Linked DNA regions of Homo sapiens: region 1 is linked to region 2. Evidence: read pairs that join two places in POLR2A ChIA-PET (ENCODE). Cell type or tissue: Panc1. All regions are shown on one strand. Each heading gives the region's core, and the rest is flanking DNA. Links, peaks and the distances in the headings are about the cores only.

What was found. Peaks named below come from ENCODE experiments on the same cell type or tissue, not always from the same donor. Only the 100,000 strongest peaks of a DNase experiment are listed, where the experiment ranks them.
Region 1: POLR2A ChIA-PET joins it to region 2 with 7 read pairs; 2 of 35 experiments call an interaction of 5 or more read pairs at or near these places.

What each region holds. Positions count from the first base shown.
Region 1 is chr12:113,343,340-113,346,248 of GRCh38, reverse strand. No RefSeq gene overlaps it. Among named protein-coding and RNA genes, the nearest start is that of SLC8B1, 9.7 kb to the right of the region's middle. In Panc1, for the core only: no CTCF peak of the experiment used is centred there; no DNase peak of the experiment used is centred there.
Region 2 is chr12:113,149,639-113,152,547 of GRCh38, reverse strand. CFAP73 (cilia and flagella associated protein 73) reads right to left here and starts at 2,824. Exons shown (of 8, transcript NM_001144872.3): 1 at 2,635-2,824; 2 at 525-630. The coding sequence starts at 2,690. In Panc1, for the core only: no CTCF peak of the experiment used is centred there; no DNase peak of the experiment used is centred there.

The DNA.
Region 1 (2,909 bases), core at 143-2,642, 190 kb before region 2:
GATCTCCACTCACTGCAACCTCCGCCTCCCGGGTTCAAGCGATTCTCCTGCCTCAGCCTCCTAGTAGCTGGGACTACAGGCGTGTGCCACCATGCCCGGCTAATTTTTATATTTTCAGTAGAGATGGGGTTTCACCATGTTGGCCAGGCTGGTCTCGAACTTCTGACCTCAGGTGATCCACCCAACTTGGCCTCCCAAAGCGCTGAGATTACAGGCATGAGCCACCATGCCAAGCCCCAAAGACTTAATTCTTATCCACTACATATAGGAGACCCCAAAATGAGACTAATGTGCAGTCTTCCCAAAACTGATTTAATGATTTTGTTAATGGCAACAGTGGTAACAGCCCATAGAAAAGTACTCAAAGGCCGGGCGAGGTGGCTCACGCCTGTAATCCCACCACTTTGGGAGGCCGAGGCGGGTGGATCACCTGAAGTCAGGAGTTCAAGACCAGCCGGGTCTTGAACATGGTGAAACCCCATCTCTACTAAAAATACAAAAAGATGCTTGCCTGTAGTCCCAGCTACTCGAGAGGCTGAGGCAGGAGAATCACTTGGGCCCAAGAGGCGGAGTTGGCAGTTAGCTGAGATCGCGCCATTGCATTCCAGCCTGGGAGACAGAGCGACTTGGTCTCAAATACAAAATTAAAAAAAAAAATACCTAGGAAATGTCTGGGTTGCAATAAGAGGTTGTGGAGACCAAAGTTTTATCATGCAGATGAGGCCTTCAGAGAGAACTGATTACAAATGCTTCTTATCAGATTTAAGGTCTATGTTGATGTTAATGCTGGAGAGGTATAATGAGGCATGTCAACCCCCACTTCCCATCATGGACTCAACCAGTCTCTCAGGTTAAATTTTAAGAGCGCCCTGGCCAAGAAGGAAGTCCATTCAGACAGTTGCGGGGGTGCTTAGAAATTTATTTTTGGGCTGAGCACGGCAGCTCACATCTATAATCCAGTACTTTGGGAGGCCAAGGCGGGCAGATCACTGCAGGTCAGGAGTTCGAGACAAGCCTGGCCAACATGGTGAAACCCCGTTTCTACTAAAAATACCAAAATTAGCTAGGCACGGTGGCGGGCGCCTATAATCCCAGCTACTCAGGAGGCTGAGGCAGGAGAATTGCTTTAACCTGGGAGACGGAGGTTGCAGTGAGTCAAGATCATGCCACTGCACTCCAGCCTGAGCCACAGAGCAAGTCTCCATCTCAAAAAAAAAAAAAGAAAGAAAGAAATTTATTTTTGGTTTACACAAAGTACCATAGATTGGGTGGTTTGGAAACAACAAAAATTAGGCCGGGCACAGTGGCTTATGCCTGTAATCCCAGCACTTTGGGAGGCCGAGGCGGGTGGATCACCTGAGGTGGGGAGTTCAAGACCAGCCTGACCAACATGGAGAAATCCCATCTCTACTAAAAATACAAAATTAGCCGGGCGTGGTGGCACATGCTTGTAATCCTAGCTAGTCGGGAGGCTGAGGCAGGAGAATCACTTGAACCCAGGAGGCGGAGGTTGTGGTGAGCCAAGATTGTGCCATTGCACTCCAGCCTGGGCAATAAGAGCTAAACTCCATCTCAAAAAAAAAAAAAAAAGAAACAACAAAAATTTCTTTCTCATCATTCTGGAGGCTGGACAGCCAAGATCAGGGTGCCAGCATCGTGGGGTTCTGGTAAGGGCCCCTCCCAGGTTGCAGACTGCTGACTTCTTGTATTCTCATATGATGAAGAGAGCTAGCTACCTCTCTGGTGTCTTCTTATACGGGCACTAATTTCATTCCTGAGGACTCCACCTGAATGACCCAATTACTTCCCAAAGCTCCCACCTCCCAATACCATCACACTGGGAGGGTTTCAACACCTGCATTTTGGGGGGACAGATACTTTTCATCCATTACAGGGGTAGAGGGCAGGATTTATTTATTTATGTTGAATAATGTGGTTTTCAGACTATTAAAAAAATGTTTTTTAAGAGTCAGAGTCGCTCGGGTTTGAGCGCAGTGGTGCAATCGTGGCTCATTGCAGCCTCAAACTTCCGGGCTCAAGACATCTTGCCACCCAAGCCTCCCGAGAGGCTGGGACTGCAGGCAGGTGCCACCACACCCAGCTTGTTTTAAAATTTTTTTAGAGATGGAGTCTTGCTATGTTGCCCAGACTGGTCTCGAACTCCTGGGCTCAAGTGATCCTCCTGCATCGGCCTCCCAAAGTGCTGGAATTACAGGTGTAACCCACCACATGGGCCTAATTCCTTTATCCTAGAGAAAACTGATTCCACATATATTTTTCTAGACTGTTTCCCACACAGATATAAATATATGTTTAAAATATACACTTAGGGGCCAGGCGTGCGTGGCTCACTCCTGTAATCCCAGCATTTTGGGAGGCGAAGGCAGGTGGATCACTTTGAGGTCAGGAGTTCGAGACCAGCCTGGCCAACATGATGAAACCCCATCTCTACTAAAAATACAAAAAAATTAGCCAGGCATAGTGGCGTGCACCTGTAATTCCAGCTACCTGGGAGGCTGAGGTAGGAGGTTGGCTTGGGAGGCTTGAGGCGTTCTCTCAAAAAAATAAAAGATAAAAGAAAAGTAAACATATACATACACACACACACACACACACACACACACACACACTTGGGATTATACTTATAAATGAGTGTCAAATCTGTTTTTTTATTTATTATATATACTTTGTGTAGTTTTTTTAAGAGATGCAGGTCTCAAGATTTTGCCCTGACTGATCTTGAACTCTTGGGCTCAATCTATCCTCCTCCTTCAGCCTCCCTAGTAAGCTGGGACTATAGGCTTGTGCCACTGCACCCGGCCTCTTTATGTAGTTTGTTTGTTGGTTGGTTTTTTGTTTGTTTGTTTGTTTTTGAGACAGAGTCTTGCTCTGTCGCCCAGGCTGGAGTA
Region 2 (2,909 bases), core at 236-2,735:
CTGTCTTCCAGCCACTCAACCACCTGTGTTTGGTTCTTGCCTTCCAACCAGTCTTTGTGTATGGTTTTCCTCTGCCTGTTTTTCCTTCCTCATCTGTTTCACCTTTGCTGGATAAGCCGACTTGCCCTTCAGCAATCCCCAAGACATCACTTCCTCCAGGAAGCCCTCCTTGACCACCCCCATGGGGAGGTAGGGACTTCTGGGCTTCCACAGCCCCTGCCCAGTGCTTCTTCCCTGTAGCAGTCACCACCTGAACACTTATCTGTTTTCCTCTCTAGACTGTGAGCCCCACAAGGCCAGGGACTATCGTAAGACCTCCAGGGCTTAATGCAGTGCCCAGCACATGCTCAATGCACACAAATTTATTTGCACCAACAACTGGTCTCATTTGATCCCCATTTGACGATGAGGAAATCAAGGCTTGGAGTGGTGAAATGACTTGTCTCAGACCTTGTCACTAATAAATTGGCTCCATCACTTCCCATCCACCAGCTCACCACCTCGTTACAGTAGTGGGGGCTCACCTCCTTCTGGGCCTGCAGGGCCTGGTCTGCATCTACCAGCTCTTGCCTCTTCTCCAGGAGACGCAGTACTGGTGGGACATGATCCTCAGCCTGCTCTGGCAGCTTTCTGAAGAGGCTCAAGTAGGAGGTGGGGGTGAAGGAAGCATGTTTCAGGGCCCCACATCTCACCACTGTGTCTGGAGTGCCCCATTAGCCACCTGCTGGCTGTTTAATTTTTTTTTTTTTTTTTTGAGACTTGTTTTTGGGTCTTGCTTTGTCACCCAGGCTGGAGTGCAGTGGTCTAATCATCATAGCTCACTCCTGGGCTTAAGCGATCCTCCCATCTTGTCTCTTGAGTAGCTGGGACTGCAGGCATGTGCCACCACACCCGGCTAATTTTTATTTTTTTATTTTTGTAAAGATGAGGTCTTGTTTTATTGCCCAGGCTGGTCTTGAACTCGTGGACTCAAGCAATCCTCCTGCCTCAGCCTCCCAAAGTGTTGGGATTACAGGCATAAGCCACCACATCTGGTTGAATTATTATTATTATTATATAGTTTTTGAGATGGAGTCTTGCTCTGTCATTCAGGTTGGAGTGCAGTGGCACGATCTTGGCTCACTGCAACCTCCCGCCTTCCAGGTTCAAGCAGTTCTCCTGCCTCAGCCTCCCAAGTAGCTGGGATTACAGGTGCACGCCACCATGCCCAGCTAATTTCTGTATTTTTAGTAGAGACAGGGTTTCACCATGTTGGCTAGGCTGGTCTCGAAATCCTGACCTCATGTGATCTACCCACCTTGGCATCCCAAAGTGCCGGGATTACAGGTGTGAGCCACCGCACCTGGTTGAATTCTTTATTCATTGAACAAATTGTCCTGAGCACCTACTCTGGGCCAGGCACCCTTGTAGGCACTGGGGGTGCAGCTGTAAACAGGACAGACAAAAATCCCTGTTCCCTCGTGAACTTGCATTGTTCTGGGAGCCACAGAAAATCAAGCTAATAAATAATAATAATAATAATAATAAAGAATGCCAGGACATGGTAGGCACTGAGATGAAAAATTAAGTGGACTAAAGGAATCTTTCAACACAGAGGAGGTGGCATCTGAGCAGAGACCTGGAGGAGAAGAGGGAGCAAGCCACGTGGACATCTCCAGGGAACAGATTCTAGGACCCTGGTGTGGCTAGGGTGGCTGCAGAGGAGGGAGGGAGGAGGAAAAAGATGGGAATTGGGAGCAGGGAGGAGCTGAGAATCCAACTGCGGTGGGCCATGGTGAGTGGAGACTTTGGCCTTGACTCTAAGTGAAGTGGGAGCGGAGGGAGTGTTTTGGGCAGAGGAGGGGCCCTTCTGGCTGCTTTGAGGAGCAAGGACAGTGGGCAGCTGCGGGAGACCAGTGGTGGGGCCACGGGATATTCCAGAGATAGTGTGGTTCTGAGCAGGGCAGCAGTGGCAGGAGGTGAGAGCAGAACTGATGGAGTGGGGAGGGGAGTGAGAAAGGGGTCAGAGGTGACCCCAGGAGCCGGAAGGATGAGGCTGCAGGAGAGCAGGTCAGGTGGGGGAGACCAGCTCCCTACTACGGCCAAGCCCGAGATGCCTGAGACCTCTGCAGGGAGAGGCCCAGGAGGCAGTGGGGTTCTGGAGTCCAGCGCCCCGGGAGAAAGGGAGAGCAGAAAGAATGACTAATGTGTAATCAGCAAGGCTTTCCCAGCCGTGGTCCAGAAGAAAACCCCCCTCCCCATTTTACAGATGCTGATACTGAGGTTGGGACTTGAGGCCATGCTGCTGAACATGAAGGAGACACAGAACAAGCTTCCTCTGTTCCTCCTGAAAATGCAGTTTTGGGGGTGGATTGGGGAGCAGGATTTCATAGAATAATTCCTTCCCAGCTTGGTTTGAATGATTTAATCTCAGCCGGATGTCAGCTAGGGGTGGGGGATCAGGAACGATCCCTGAGACCATGGTGATGCCTCGGTTTCTCTCTGATCCTCAGTTTCCTCCTCTGTGAAGTGGGGACAATAACCCCCACTATGATCTGCCCAAAGCCAGGACCCAGGAGGTGAGGAAGAAAGGATGGGCCAGCCCACGCATTCCCGCCCTCCTTCTAGCCCTCCCTCCCTCTACGTCCCACTCACGTAGACAGTTTCTCTTGCAAAGCCAGTCGGAAATATTCCTCCCAGGGCACCGCCATCCTTCTGGCAGTTGCCCCAGCTTTCTTTCCACCAGCTGGAGTTTTGCACAAGCTTAGGAGACCCTGGGGGTTCTGTGGAGCGTGGTGTGGAAGCCTGCTCAGCTCGGCCCAGAAGGCAGCCACCAGCAGGCTCTGGTTGCCTGGCAACCGACCACACAACATTCCATCGCCTAGCTGCCGCCTGGAGGGAGAGGGAGGGGCCTGCGAGGAAAGGAGCAC